Regions from separate parts of the Homo sapiens genome. Here all the other regions are linked to region 3. A link is a loop called in an ENCODE intact Hi-C map of the cell type or tissue named here. Cell type or tissue: heart left ventricle. All regions are shown on one strand.

Region 1 (5,000 bases), 66 kb after region 3:
AAACTGGCTTCCTATTATATGCCAGATTTCTTTTCCTTAGAGTAACCACTTAATTGCCTTAGAAAAATACATGGGACAGTCTTCCTCTTTGTCTCATCAGACTGTTATCACTGAGGGTTAGATGAGAAAATCTCAAGGCTGTCTGTCTTTCCTAGGCCAGCTCGCTGGCACAAAGCCAAGAAGGTTCAGCTGACCCCTGGACAGACAGAGGTGAAGATTGACCTGCCGTTGCCCATTGTGGCCTCCAATCTGATGATTGAGTTTGCAGACTTCTATGAAAACTACCAGGCCTCCACAGAGACCCTGCAGTGCCCTCGCTGTAGTGCCTCGGTCCCTGCCAACCCAGGAGTCTGTGGCAACTGTGGAGAGAATGTGTACCAGTGTCACAAATGCAGGTAAGTCATTGGTCATCCCCTAGGCCAGGGCTGTGCACATTCCTTGTTATTTTTCTGTAGTAGTGTCAGTGTGAGCAATTACAGTGTCTGATTCCCTCAGAACATTTAGAGAATTATGGGTTTGTAGAGTGGGTTCAAGGGTAGAAAGGGAGGAGGAAGAAGAGAGAGTGAGTGAGTGTGTGTGTGTGTGTGTGTGTGCATGTGCACACGAGTGTGTCTGTCCTGTGGCAGGGGTGGAGGGTAAGGGCGGAGGGAGGTCCAGAAGTTTAGCTCTGGGTCTTGCTTTCTTGTTACCTGGCTGCTTAAGTCATTCATTTGTTATTGTCCCTTCAGTAGCCCCTGCAGTAGTTACCAGAGTATATAAATGTGGCACAATCCATTTCCTCAGAGTGACCCCCACCCCACCCAGCCTTGTCACCTTACTGACCCAAACGCTTTGGTTACTCAGATCCATCAACTACGATGAAAAGGATCCCTTCCTCTGCAATGCCTGTGGCTTCTGTAAATATGCCCGCTTCGACTTCATGCTCTATGCCAAGCCTTGCTGTGCAGTGGATCCCATTGAGAATGAAGAAGACCGGAAGAAGGTGAGGCCAGATCTGGCCTAGACTCAGGGCTGTGGCCTTGATCTGGACTTTGGGCAGACCTGGTGCAGTGCAGTGCACTTTACTTTCTAGCCTAAGCCTTCTTCGACTCAACACCAGTTTCAGGGCCCAGCTTTTGGGTGGGAGCAAAGAATGGCATGAGGTATATTGTATTGAAAGACATGGTTTGCATAGGATTTTAGAAAAGTGTTGATTGGTAATGAAACTAGAGTATCTCCAGGTACAGATAACTTTGGATTTGGATGCTTTGCCCTGCATTTCTTCCACAGACTGCTTCATATTGAGGCTGCTGGCCCTCCCTCAGTATTAGATTGTCCAGTGCTAGTTCCCAGCCTGCATAATATGGGCAGGGGCGGGGGGAGGTTCTAGATATTAAAGAACAGTGAAAAAGGGGCACCTATAGGGTTAACAGAAGAACATTTAGCTTTGGAGTCAGAAGGACAGAAATTCTAATTCCAGCCATACTTTTAATACTTGTGTAACCTAGTATAAGTTACTTCTCTCAGCATTGTATTATTATATATCACAGATGTGTATTGTATTTTTATTAGAAATAATATACCCACCTCACAGGAAAGATTATTGTGAAGAACAGAGATAATGTATGAAACACAGTGCCTGACCTATAGGAAATGTTCTGGTAAATGGTTAGCAGTGAGGATTACTCAGGGAAAGTCATCAGCCAAAAAGCCTTCACTCAGTCCCTGTCTTTTCCTGTCTAGGCTGTATCCAACATCAATACACTTTTGGACAAAGCTGATCGAGTGTATCATCAGCTGATGGGACACCGGCCACAGCTGGAGAACCTGCTCTGCAAAGTGAATGAGGCAGCTCCAGAAAAGCCACAGGTAGTCCCACGCTGCAAAGGGCATTTGGATAAGGGCTTGGGTCTTGATCAGAAGACTGCCTCCTAGGTGAGATCACCTTAGGTGGGGAGCCTGACAGCTTACCTCTTGGGGTTGCAGGATGACTCAGGAACAGCAGGGGGCATCAGCTCCACTTCTGCCAGTGTGAATCGTTACATCCTGCAGTTGGCTCAGGAGTATTGTGGAGACTGCAAGAACTCTTTTGATGAACTCTCCAAAATCATCCAGGTAGAGAGCGGGGAGCAGCTTTTGGGTGTGTTTTGTCCAAGTGTTACTGGTGTTGTTTTCACAGCAGTCCTGCTGCTCTCTCATCTAGCAGTCCAGGTCTTGGTGTTGTCCCTGCCCAATCTAGCTGAAAAGGCAGGCAGATGGCTGCACCAAACGGCATCTCCCCCACCGTGATTTATGGCGCTGGTCAGAATGCTGAGTTCATGCTAGATAACTGAACATACTGGTGATGGGAAGGTAACACAGATAAGGGTTTTTTTTAGCCATTAACAACCCATCTCTTAGTAGAGGGGTTACTGGTCTTAAAAAATTTGATGCCAAGATTCTGTTCCCTCTTCTGATAACGCCGTGTTTGCAGGCTGTAGGGTAAGGGCATACCAACTGCAATCAACCAGGGTGGGCCTTGTGTCAGTTGCAATGTCACAGACCTAATCTCCATGAGATGGGAGGCTGGCCATAGACAGAGGTACCTCATATAAGGAGAGCATCCAGTTTACCTTCCCCCTCAACCCCAAATTGCTGGAGTGCCATCTTTGCTACACGTGTATTAGCTTCTGACCTTTGTCTTTGTTACATGGGAGTTAAGAGCATAAGCCTGCCATCTGAGTCTGAGTTCTGACTCTGCCACTTATCTTGGTCAAGCCACTTTCTCCAAGCTTCAGTTTCCTTCTCTGTAAAATGGAGATAAAGCATCTAACCAGTTGGGTTATTGAGAAGATTAAGTTATATAATGCATGTAAAGTTTTTTCTAAAGCAAAACTAATTTTCTAATTAACATCCTCTTCTTATTTTAATTGCTAATTCCCATTATTGTTGCCTTTTTGTTCTTAGAAAGTCTTTGCTTCGCGCAAAGAGTTGTTGGAATATGACCTACAGCAGAGGGAAGCAGCCACTAAATCATCCCGGACCTCCGTGCAGCCCACATTCACTGCCAGCCAGTACCGTGCCTTATCCGTCCTGGGCTGTGGCCACACATCCTCCACCAAGTGCTATGGCTGCGCCTCGGCTGTCACAGAACATTGTATCACACTACTTCGGGCCCTGGCCACCAACCCAGCCTTGAGGCACATCCTTGTCTCCCAGGGCCTTATCCGGGAGCTCTTTGATTATAATCTTCGCCGAGGGGCTGCGGCCATGCGGGAGGAGGTCCGCCAGCTCATGTGCCTCCTAACTCGGTCAGTACCTACACCATGGTTATGGGCCTAGTGGTTCCTACTGACACTGGCAGCCATGCCAGGAGCGTTAGAGAGTGCACAGAATAGTGCTTCTGACCACCCAGCAAGTTAGGTAGCTTATAACAAAGGAAAGATGGAAAGAGACACAGGGTGTAGGTGAGCGAGCTTGGGGAGCATTGAAACCCAGGTTTCCTTGTAAATGGCATGATTGGCTTGTGCTTTTTTGGTTCCAGTACAGTGTCTTGAGGAAACTCTCCCTGAGGCCTTGTGAGGGAAGGGAAGGGAGACACTTGAACTCGAGAAAGACTCACATGAAAGAAGCAGAGCAGTGGGGCCTGGAGATTAAGAGCTTGGACTCTGGATTGGAAAGGCTCAGTTTCAGTATCTGATACCTTGTACTATACGCCTTGGACAGATTCCTTAATTTCTCTGAGTCTGTGTTTTCCTCATCTGAAAAATACTGACAGTAGGCTGGGCACAGTGGCTCTTGCCCGTAATCCCAGCACTTTGGCACCTGAGGCTGGCAGATCACTTGAGGTCAGGAGTTCAAGACCAGCCTGGCCAACATGGTAAAACCTCGTCTCCATTAAAAATACAAAAATAGGGCCAGGTGCTGTGGCTCATGCCTGTAATCCCAGCACTTTGGCAGGCCAAGGCGGGTGGATCACCTGAGGTCGGGAGTTCAAGACCAGCCTGACCAACATGGAGAAACCCCATCTCCACTGAAAATACAAAATTAGACAGGTGTAGTGGTGCATGCCTGTAATCTCAGCTACTTGGGAGGCTGAGACAGGAGAATCGCTTGAACCTGGGAGGCGGAGATTGTGGTGAGTCGAAATCGTGCCATTGCACTCCAGCCTGGGCAACAAGCGAGACTCCGTCTCAAAAAAAAAAAAAAAATACAAAAATAGGGCTGAACAGGCTCACACCTGTAATCCCAGCACTTTGGGAGGTCAAGGCAGGCAGATCACGAGGTCAGGAGTTGATCATGAGGTCATGGCAATGTCTCAGCAGTGGGCTGCATGCCTAGGAAGTAGCAAGTGGGTAGTTGAGAGCAGGCACCTGCCAGGAATGCTAGGGCATCACAAGGAACCCGTGTAGCTGGAGACAGGGATGCAGTAGGGAAGACTCGGGAGGAGGCTTAGGTCAGAGGGTGCGAGGGCCAGATCCCATAGGGTCTTGTGGGCCTCTGTAAGGACTTTGGGGCTTATTCAGTATGTTGGGAAGCAAGAGTGAGTGATACGGTTTGTGTTTTTTATTAATAGTGGGAACATTGTTACAAAGAGACGTAAACTGGAATATGAGGGCCTTGTGGAAAATGAAATGCAGGCAGATGGAGAAGACAGGGAAAGAGTTGTGACCAAGACTGAGAGTGGACGTCTAGGTTTTGGAGACTGTGTCACACCAGACAGCAGGGGCTCTGTCGCCTGGGACATGGGCCCCATAAGGTGGTGCTGCTCTTCCCTCAGTTAGCTTCTGTTCATAGGCAAGGCGGCTGTAATGGGCCCTTTATTATTACCGACCACGGTTTTGTGAAGCTAAAGTTCTAGTCTTGCCCCGGGAAGGAAGTAGAAAATTTGGGGCCAGGTAGCCTTAGACATTGATTTCATTTTCCCTGGGCCCCTTCAGGTGGAAAGGAGTGTCACACCTGATTGTGAATTATAGGACTCCATTTCTATTTGCTTCTGCAGAGACAACCCAGAAGCCACCCAACAGATGAATGACCTGATT
Region 2 (5,000 bases), 62 kb before region 3:
CTGCAAAAAACACATTATTCTACTTTGCAGTAAACTCTCAGATACCCTCACTTAATTACCTACACTGGCCGGATGTTTTTAGGCACTAAAATAAGGGAAATAGAATTTATGATCACTATTTTTCTTGTGAATTGGATGGATTTTATTAATCTTATTGTTGTTTGTTTATATGTTTGATGGGGTGGTAGTGGGGCCTGGACAGTAGTGGCCCCTCTTAACCCCTTCTACCCTCATTACCCCGTGAATGGGACTGGATCACTGCCAGTTAGCTATACTCCTTCACTCCCTCGAGATAAAATTGGACATTGCTGTGCAAATGAAGAGCTCTTCATTTATTTCTTAGTCTTCTGGGTTGCCACCTTTTGTTCATAGTAATGTCTAACTTTCATGTCTCTCAGTGTGGCGCCATGTTGACAAGGGCACGGCAGAAGGGGCTGTGGATGCCATGCTGCTGCACGGACAGGGTAAGCAGAGTCCTCCCGTGTCTCCATTGTGCGGCCAGCTCCCTGTCCCATTCCTTGGCTCCTTGATCTGTACAGGGTCTGGTAGGGAAAGGAGACTGGGGACTCCTGACAGTGAAGGACAGGTACCTGTTTAACATGTATTTGCATCCAGAAATCAGAGGTGAGGCCACTGCTCACAGTGGGACCCTAGGAAGCGACAGAGCAAGTGGGAAATGACTTCACCACGATCTTTTCTTTTCCAGATGTGATCACTGTGTCCAATGGAGGCCGAATCATGCGTTCCTGGGAGACTAACATCGGGGGCCTGAACTGGGAGATAACCCTGGACAGTGGCAGGTAGGGGAGAAACTGGATTTTATCTTGACTGAGTTAAAGGCTTCACCGGAACACAGATCTGCATAGACAGCAACTCTGGGCTTTTGGCTTTTTCCCAGGGACCACTGAAGAGCCAGCCATTGACATTGAGTACCCATTGTGGATATGCTTGCTCAGCCAACATGTATTGAGCGCCTGTTAGATGCAGAGTTTCTAGGTGCAATGTTTGCGCTTGTGCTTGAATGCTGTTCCTAATTTCACTGTGATTCGTGAGTTTTGCAATGTTCCAGATATAAGAACATAATATAAAACTTCCACTGTTTAGTTTTGTTTAAAGAACAGCCTGACCTATTGTTAACATCTTTGCTAAAGTTGTTTATTTTTATTTATTGAGTTTTTTGAGACATAGTTTCACTCTGTCACCCAGGCTAGAGTGCAGTGGTGTGATCTTGGCTCACTGCAACCTTCACCTCCCAGGTTCAAGCAGTTCTCGTGCCTCAGCCTCTCCAGTAGCTGGGATTATAGGCATGTGAACCACGCCTGGCTAATTTTTGTATTATTAGTAGAGACGGGGTTTCACCATGTTGGCCAGGCTGGTCTCGAACTCCTGACCCCGTGATCCTCCCACCTCAGCCTCTCAAAGTGTTGGGATTACAGGCATGAGCCACCGGGCCTGGCCCCTAAAGTTGTTCAAATGATAGGGTCATTTGTATTAGCTTATACATTTTCTGATAGTAATTCATTTGGTAAACACGTGCTGAGCCCCAGGCGATGAGAACACATGGGACTGTGAGACAGTTGCTGTCATTGAGGATTCCGCTGTCCATTGGGAGGCAGGCAGGTAGCACAGTAATGACAGCACTGTCTCATGGATATGTGGCAGAGGGTAGGTCCAGTTGCTGTGAAGTCCCAGGGGAAGGAGGGAACAGCCCTTAGGAGATACAGATGGTTTCAGGGAAGCAAGTAGTGTGGCCAAATGGTTGCAAGTGCAGAATCTCAAGTTGACTAACAAGAGGCAGAGCCAGGGTTAGGATCCAGCTGTGTTTGACCCCAAAGCCTGTTTTCTTACCCACTAAGCAACAGTGGGTACTGTTCTGGACTGTCTCTCCCAGCCTGAGGCTCTGCAGGTGTGGGCTGCTCTCAACCTGTACTTGTGTTCAGTTTCCAGGCACTTGGGCTGGTTGGCCTGCAGGAGTCTGTAAGGTACATCGCAGTCCTGAAGAAGACTACACTTGCCCTCCATCACCTCTCCAGTGGGCACCTCAAGTGGGTGGAACATCTCCCAGAAAGGTAAGGCTGCCTGCTCACAGGCAATAGCTGCCTCGTTCTACTCTCTAGGAGCTCCTCTTTCTCCTCGAGGGACCCGAAGCATTTGCTTTAACCCAGGCCTGTCTCTTGTTGGTGTTCCATGGAGTGTGTTGCACTCAGAATATCTTGAAGGCTGTGAGTATGGGTGAAACTCCGGAGTATGCCTGGAGTTTCCTTTGCACTGAGGAGAACACTCTCAAACTGGGGTGCTAGGGCGAGCCATGCTACGGGAGCCACTCACTCGCTCATGGTTATGGTACTTTGTGCCTTCTGACTTCTAGTTCAAGTTCTAGTTCTAGTTCTAGTTCTGACTGAGCCTTTCGTTCATATTAAGAGTTAGAACAACTCAAGAAGACCCAGGGTAGGCTGAGTGAGGTGTGAAATGGTTTCTCGAGGTCCTGCTGGTAGAAAGCATCGAAATTGGGAAGGAACAAGAGAGAAGGAACAAGATAAAAGGATCTACTTAGACACCCTGTGGCCATTTTCAAAGTTTAGAGCAGGACTCAAAACTTCAAATTCTGGCCTGGCATGGTGTCTCACGCCTGTAATCCCTGCACTTTGGGAGCCTGAGGTGGGTAGATCACTTGAGCTCAGGAGTTCAAGACCAGCCTGGGCAACCCCATCTCTACAAAAAGTACAAAAAATTAGCCAGGCATGGTGGTGCGTGCTTGTGATCCCAGCTACTTGGGAGGCTGAGGTGGGAGGATCACCTGAGCCTCGGGAGGTAGAGGCTGCAGTGAGCCGTGATCGCACCACTGCACTGCAGCCTGGGTGACAGAGTGAGACGCTGTCTAAAAAAAAACACAACAAAGAAAATGCTATGAGGCGGGTTATGAAATATCCATGAGCAACACTGGCTGGATGGGAGCTGCAGTGCTCCTGGCCTGCCTGGAGGGGGCAGCCTTACCCACCTGATTGGTGCTCTGTATTTAGGCCTAGTGTTGCCACATCTTCTAACCGTAGGAAAATTTAGAAATCTGATTGTGAAGTATAATATCTTCTAAATGTTGACAACTAATTCAAATTAAGAACAACAACAACAAAAGCCCCCAAACTGTGTGAGCCAAACAAAACCTATTTGGGAATTACTAGTTTGTGACATCTGGCTGAGGCCTGGCAGCCCCTGAGGATAATCCTGTCCTGGGTTGAAAGCTGACGCTGCGGTTTCTTCTTCCCTCTCTTAGTGACAGCATCCACTACCAGATGGTGTATTCTTACGGCTCTGGGGTGGTGTGGGCCCTCGGAGTTGTTCCCTTCAGCCATGTGAACATTGTCAAGTTTAATGTGGAAGATGGAGAGATTGTTCAGCAGGTACAGGAGGGTGACAGGAGCCTGTGAATAAGGTGGGGTTGGGGGAGACTTGATAGATTTCTTTGTACTGGGGAACAGGGAACTTGGCTGGGCAGATGCAAAAGCTACTTATGCTCCCTCATTCTGGTCACTTGCCAGCTGCCTTCCCATTAGGCCTCTATTTAAAGTACTCATATTTGCATGTGTTATCTTCTGGGGTGGCTAAAAAATTACATAGATCTAGTCTCTGCCTGTAAGTATCTTACAGTGCTGTGAAATCACAGTAGGACACCACATATGGCAAATATAGTAAAGAAGTGCTGATTCTGAAGTGCCAGGTATTTAAAATTATCGGATATATTTTTCCAGTGACCAGAAAGAAAATCCTGATATTTTTTCCAACTTTGAAGGCTCTCAGGAGGTTGGAGGGTGGGGTTTCAGGGGACAGGAAGAACTCCTATACAACCAACCATGAAGAACCTTTGAGCTTAGGACCCCCAGTGGGATGCTGGCAGCAATATTGCTGTTGGGCTGAGAGGGAAATGTAAAAATCTTTCACGAGCTTCCTGTTAACGATGACTTTTCTGTAGGTTAGGGTTTCAACTCCGTGGCTGCAGCACCTGTCTGGAGCCTGTGGTGTGGTGGATGAGGCTGTCCTGGTGTGTCCTGACCCGAGCTCACGTTCCCTCCAAACTTTGGCTCTGGAGACGGAATGGGAGTTGAGACAGATCCCACTGCAGGTGAGAGGCTGCCACTGCTTCTTCTGGCCTGAGGCATTTCCTGCGGGGAGTAGAAAGTTTGGCATGATTCCCCTGGAGGGTCTTTCTCCTAGACTCTTCCTGAGCAGTGGAAGCCATTCAGGCCTCTGGCTGAACTGGTGTAAGAGGAAATCAGTCACTTTCCTCTTTGGGGAACTTGAACTGGAGCATTTGGAGCCACCTGCCATGGCCCAGTTACTTCCCCCGGCAAAGTAGGGCAGAGGTTGTGAGCCTGGGATGGGTCAGGGAGTCGTCAGCTGTTAGCCATAATCCTCCTCCTTCTTGCCTTCCAGTCTCTCGACTTAGAATTTGGAAGTGGATTCCAACCCCGGGTCCTGCCTACCCAGCCCAACCCAGTGGACGCTTCCCGGGCCCAGTTCTTCCTGCACTTGTCCCCAAGCCACTATGCTCTGCTGCAGTACCATTATGGAACGCTGAGTTTGCTTAAAAACTTCCCACAGGTAACTGCAGGCAACATGGTTTGCTAGGATTCAGGAGATCTCTCCAAGACATGGATGCTAGAAGGCAGTGCTTTTGAATCTGGAAACGTTTGCTCTTAGGCCCAAGATTGATGACACCTTCCCGTAAGTGGTTTGAGAGGGGGTAGGTAGCCTTATCATAGAAATGGTGTATTTCCTCCTGAGTATTACAAAGGATCTTTAGAGCAAAACTAGTGCCTTCCTTAGTCCAAAGGAAATATGGGGACATAAATGAGAGCTTCCCCATAGATAGTAAGAACAAGCAGCATGGGATTTAAGATTGACCTGTGCCTGCGTTGGAGGTAGGGAGAGTTCTGTTTTCAGCTGTAGATGCAACTGAGGCCTCCCTCTGCTCTTAAATGCCTGACCATTCTGCTCCAAAGTGG
Region 3 (5,000 bases):
AATTAGTCAGTCACAGAAGCACAAATACAACCTTGTATGGTTCCACTTCTGAGGTACTTAGGTAGTCAAATTCATAGAGACAGAAAGTAGAATGGTGGTCGCGTGGGGCAGGGAGATGGGAAAATGGGGACTTGGTGTTTAGTGGGTACAGTGTTTCAGTTTGGAGAGATGAAAAAGTTCTGGACGTGGATGGTAGTAAGGGTTGCAGAATAATGTGTATGTGCTTAATGCCACAGAACTGTTCATGTAAAAATGGTTGAAATGGTAAATTTTATGTTGTGATACTTTACCACATAAGAAAAGTAAAACAAAAATAGTGCTTGGTACCTAGTACTAGTACCTTCTAAATGTTAGCTCTCTTAATAATTGTATTATTGTTTAATATTATTATTGCAGTCTCTTGGTTCATTTGTTCAATACATATTCATTGAGCACCTACTATGTGCCAGGTACTATTATAGACACTGAGGAAATAAAGATAACTTGAGTTAGTGTGGGATCATGAAAAAGGAGGGAGATAGGCATAGGACATTTTGCAGAGATCATGGGCCATTATTTGAATGGGGTGAAGAGCATGGAGAGGAAGGAGTCTTGGATATTGCCTGAGTTTAAAACTCAAATGAAACTAGAAGGATGCTATTGTCATTAATAGAGACAGGAAAGTCAGGAAGGGGAGTTGGTTTGGGGGTAAGAGAGATTGGGTTTTGTTTTGTTTTTTTTTAGAGGTGGGGATGTTACTGTATCTCCCAGGCTGGTCTTGAACTCTGGGCTCAAGCAGTACTCTTGCCCTCAGCCTTTTGGGACTATGTGTGTGTGCCATCATGCCCGGCTGGTCCGTCCTTCTTTCCTTCCTTCCTTCCATCCGTCCGTCTTCCTGATGGGGTCTCGCTATGTCGCCCAGGCTGCTCGAACTCCTGGCCCAAGTGATCTTACCACCTCAGTCTCCCGTATAGCTGGGACTGTAGGTGTGAGCCACTGTGCTCGGCCTAAGGTTTCAGTTTAACTATGATGAAGTTTTGGGGTGCCAGTGTCTAGAAAATAGTTTGGAATGTGAGTCTGAAATTGAGGAATTAAATTGGGGCAATTTTTGAAGTAATGAGAAACAGTGAGACTAGCAAGATAGCTGAAGGCTGAGGCTGAACCCTTAGAAATGCCAGTATGAAAGAGGAGTGGAGGAAGGGAGGACTCAGCCAGAGTTCTGCTGCTAGATGGACTGTGGTGCAGTTTGACTTCTTAGAGAGTCAGTTACCTTACTTAGAGCTGAGAAGGAAGGATAGGGGTGGAAGGGAAAGACCAGGTTCCTATGGAATGTTAACTCATTTTTGTGGCTCTGAGGACTGAAAAACTGACACAAAGATGAAAAATGAGCAAAAAAAAGCATTAAAAATAGCATTATAAGGAATATATGTTACTTATCCATATATATGGCTAGGTACGCCCCTTGATTTGAACATTTAGATTTTTTTTCCTGATTTTTCCATTATTAGAATTGTGCTACAGTTAGTATTTTTCATGTAGCTCAGGTAGGTTTTTTTTTTTTTTTGAATTGTTTCATTTAACTTAGGAATTAAGAAGTTGTTTATGACTTTGTTGAGCATGGTGGTTAAGAATGTGGTTTTAGAGGCTGGGCGCCGTGGCACTTGGGAGGTGGGTAGATCACCTGAGGCCAGAAGTTCGAGACCAGCCTGGCCAACATTGTGAAACCCCGTCTCTACTAAAAATAAAAAAATTAGCCAGGCATGGTGGCACACGCTTGTAATCCCAGCTACTCGGGAGGCTGAGGCACAAGAATTGCTTGAATCCGGGAGGTGGAGGTTGCAGTGAGCTGAGATCGTGCAACCGCACTCCTGCCTGGGTGATGGAGTGAGACTCTATCTCAAAAAAAAAATAAATAAATAAAGAACATGGTTTTAGAGATAAACCTGGCTTTACCACTTAGAGACCTTCACCATCCCTTATCAGTGACATGGAGCACATAATACTTCCTGTCTCTGCCTGGCACATCCGGTGTGACAACAAAGTATGCTCTGCATTTAGCTCAACCTATGGTAACTGTGTAGTCCACGGAAACTGCTCTTGAGGCCAGCGACATTTTGCGAAACATTCATTTCCAGGGAAGAGTCCTTGAGGATGTAGTATAAAAATATAATTTAATTTGGCAGACTTAGAAATTTATCCTACATCCCACAGTAACCATGCTTTGTGTCTTCTGAAGCCAAGTGAGAAAGCAGGCATTTGTCTGGTTTTCCATTGGCATCCTGCTCAGTGTGTGTGTGTGTGTTTGAGAAGATAATTTGCAGCTTAGTTACTGGGCTGAAAATGAAGCTCACTTGAAAGACATGCTCCACCTGGAGGTGAAGAACAGCCTTGTTGAGTTCTGGGTGCCTTGAGATCTCATAGGCAGAATTTCTCTGCGAATACTGCGGATCTCTAAATTGTTGGATCTTCCCCTTTTGGGTGTTATTTGTATTATGTAACTGATTATTAAAGAAAAACTATTAGCTATTACAGTTGTTCAAGAAGTTTGCTTTCAAAGGCAACAACTTCTCATGTTTTGTCCATTTACAAAATTATCCTGATTCTGGTATCTCAATGCTTTTCTCTTTTTTCAGGAGCCCATATCTGACACTCATTAACTATAAATGTTAATGAGGTTAGATCAGTAAGTTTTCACTTATGTTTTTCTCATTTGTTGACCTAAATGATCTTTATCCAAACTATTCCAAAATCTGAATTTCTGGGTCCTTCTTTCTTTAAAATATTCTGTTCAATATTAAACAAACAAACGTTTGAGAACATGAGTAACCTTTTGACTTTATCCCGTATCTGTTTGCTAATGTTCTGTTCCATGTCTTTCTTGTCAGAACACACTGTTGCAGCAGCTAGGAGTGGCTCCTTTTTCTGAGGGCCCTTGGCCCTTGTACATTCACCCTCAAAGCCTCTCTGTGCTTTCACGCCTCCTGCTCATCTGGCAACATAAAGCCAGTGCTCAAGGTGACCCTGACGTCCCAGAATGCCTTAAAGTTTGGGACAGGTAAGATGTCTGTAAGAGAAGGCCTATAGAGAAAGTTATTTCCTTTTTTATTTGTTTGACTTCTTTGTAGTTAATCTGTGGCTTTGAGGCTTTGCTGTAATGATAATGTTTAGAGTGGGGAGGGTAGAAGAGGGATGGACTTGGAGATGTGCTGTTAAAAAACAAGTATGTCAACTTTGGTCTGGAAATAAATCTCCCTGTAGCACATGGGGGATTTGGTTATAATTATGCGATGGAACCACAATCTTGAACAGAACCAATTTTATCCTGACCTGCTTTTTTGAAAGACAAGCAGGGAAGCCAGCTCTGTCCTTGGTTATTTTGCTTTCAACATGAAACCACTTAGGGGCACTTGCAGTGTTTTTTGGAGAAATTTTAAAGAATTTTTTTCCTTGGGGGAAGCTCAGATTAATCATCTAAATCCACTTTAGATGGACCTGTATTTGCCATTTTTGTTTACATGGTTAGAAGTCTTCAAAGCAGTTTGTTTTCCTAAAAGGCTTTGCTTTCTGTTCCCCATTGTAGGATCAAATAGCTCTAATGCTGGATTTGAGAAAGCATAAACCTTCTTGAGTGCCAAAGACCCGCTATATTTTTCCTGGTGGAATCTTGCAAAAAGGCTGAGAGGGTCGAGGGGTGCAATGAGGGAAACCCTTGTTAAACACACAAATCTCTTTCCTAATATTAAAACACAAATCTCTTTCCAAATAGCCAAAGGCAATGGAAACAGTTGGCTACATTCATTCCTTTTTTGCATTAAAGCTCTTCTGACAAATTCTCTGAATAGTATATTTTCTTTTTTATTGCTTTATAGTCTATCGAGTTATTTTTGACTATTATCATGCAGTGATTTTTAACCTGTAGTATAAACTCTCAAAACTAGAATTAAATGATAGAATCAAAATATGGGGAAAAGTAATTGAACTGGTTCACCTGTCCAAGTTTGTTAATCAGAAAGGAACAATAGCAACATTTTTGTGGGGGAGCTTGTAGTACTTTTCATGGCCACAAATGACAGGGTGGGCATTAACACGCCTGTGTTAAGGCTTGCCTCAAGCAATCCTCCCCTCGACCTCCCAAAGTGTTAGGATTATAGACTGAGCCACTGTGCCTGGCTGGCCAAGTCTGACTTTTTTTAGCCAAAATTTAGTTTCTGTCTTGTCTTTACCATGTAGCCTTTTTTTCTTCCTTAATTTGTTATCTTACTGCCTGGGTTTAGGAAATTTAACTCTTCTAGTGCTTGACATTATAACTCCTGGGGAATGCTCTTTTTCCCACCAGATATAGTCATCTTTTCTCTCTGGTAGGTTTTTGTCTACAATGAAGCAGAATGCCCTGCAAGGTGTGGTGCCCAGTGAGACAGAGGATCTGAATGTAGAACACCTGCAGATGCTCCTCCTCATTTTCCACAATTTCACCGAGACAGGCCGGCGGGCCATATTGTCGCTTTTTGTCCAGATCATCCAGGAGTTGAGCGTCAACATGGATGCTCAGATGCGCTTCGTGCCGCTTATCTTGGCTCGCCTCCTTCTCATCTTTGATTATCTGCTTCATCAGTACTCCAAAGCCCCTGTGTATCTATTTGAGCAGGTACAGACCAACACGTTCTTTTTTGCTTCACCATTACTGAGAACTTTATTCTTCTCAATGGTTACCATGATCCGCAGCCCAAATGACCTACCCACTTTAGGTTTTAGGTTTTGGTAGGTTGATGGGTAGGATTAGGAGGACCACTGAGACTTTGTACTTGATGTTTAGCCAGAAGTGATACATGTAGATTACTTGATTTGATGCATTTTTTGAAAGTGGAATGTAGGCTGTGTTCAAAGGCATTCTCCCACGAATTGCCCTGCTCTACCTGTGTCTGATGCAGTGCCCTGAGCATCGGCCCTTGATGAGTATTTGTTAGTGGTTGAATGACAGTCAAGTAGTAAATTTTATGGATTGGTAAATTCCTTTGTTGTAA

What was found. Hi-C counts contacts between places; a loop is a spot of excess contacts. Peaks named below come from ENCODE experiments on the same cell type or tissue, not always from the same donor. Only the 100,000 strongest peaks of a DNase experiment are listed, where the experiment ranks them.
Region 1: it touches region 3 in a loop (2.2-fold over the local background); 13 of 110 quality-filtered maps call a loop at or near these places.
Region 2: it touches region 3 in a loop (11-fold over the local background); 58 of 110 quality-filtered maps call a loop at or near these places.

What each region holds. Positions count from the first base shown.
Region 1 is chr1:19,110,793-19,115,792 of GRCh38, reverse strand. UBR4 (ubiquitin protein ligase E3 component n-recognin 4) reads left to right here. Exons shown (of 106, transcript NM_020765.3): 74 at 156-395; 75 at 844-982; 76 at 1,723-1,848; 77 at 1,966-2,094; 78 at 2,926-3,269; 79 at 4,961-5,000. Among named protein-coding and RNA genes, the nearest start is that of UBR4, 97 kb to the left of the region's middle. In heart left ventricle, a CTCF peak has its summit at 1,968 (motif pointing right); no DNase peak of the experiment used is centred here.
Region 2 is chr1:19,239,414-19,244,413 of GRCh38, reverse strand. It overlaps EMC1 (ER membrane protein complex subunit 1), which reads left to right. Exons shown (of 23, transcript NM_015047.3): 3 at 399-464; 4 at 707-800; 5 at 1,941-2,069; 6 at 3,272-3,398; 7 at 3,968-4,117; 8 at 4,429-4,596. EMC1-AS1 (EMC1 antisense RNA 1) reads right to left here. Exons shown (of 2, transcript NR_135114.1): 2 at 3,710-4,157. Among named protein-coding and RNA genes, the nearest start is that of EMC1, 9.6 kb to the left of the region's middle. In heart left ventricle, CTCF peaks have their summits at 2,770 and 2,980 (motif pointing right); a DNase peak (open chromatin) is centred at 2,976.
Region 3 is chr1:19,177,085-19,182,084 of GRCh38, reverse strand. It overlaps UBR4 (ubiquitin protein ligase E3 component n-recognin 4), which reads left to right. Exons shown (of 106, transcript NM_020765.3): 18 at 2,865-3,034; 19 at 4,342-4,624. Among named protein-coding and RNA genes, the nearest start is that of UBR4, 31 kb to the left of the region's middle. In heart left ventricle, a CTCF peak has its summit at 2,337 (motif pointing left); no DNase peak of the experiment used is centred here; H3K27ac peaks cover 315 bases.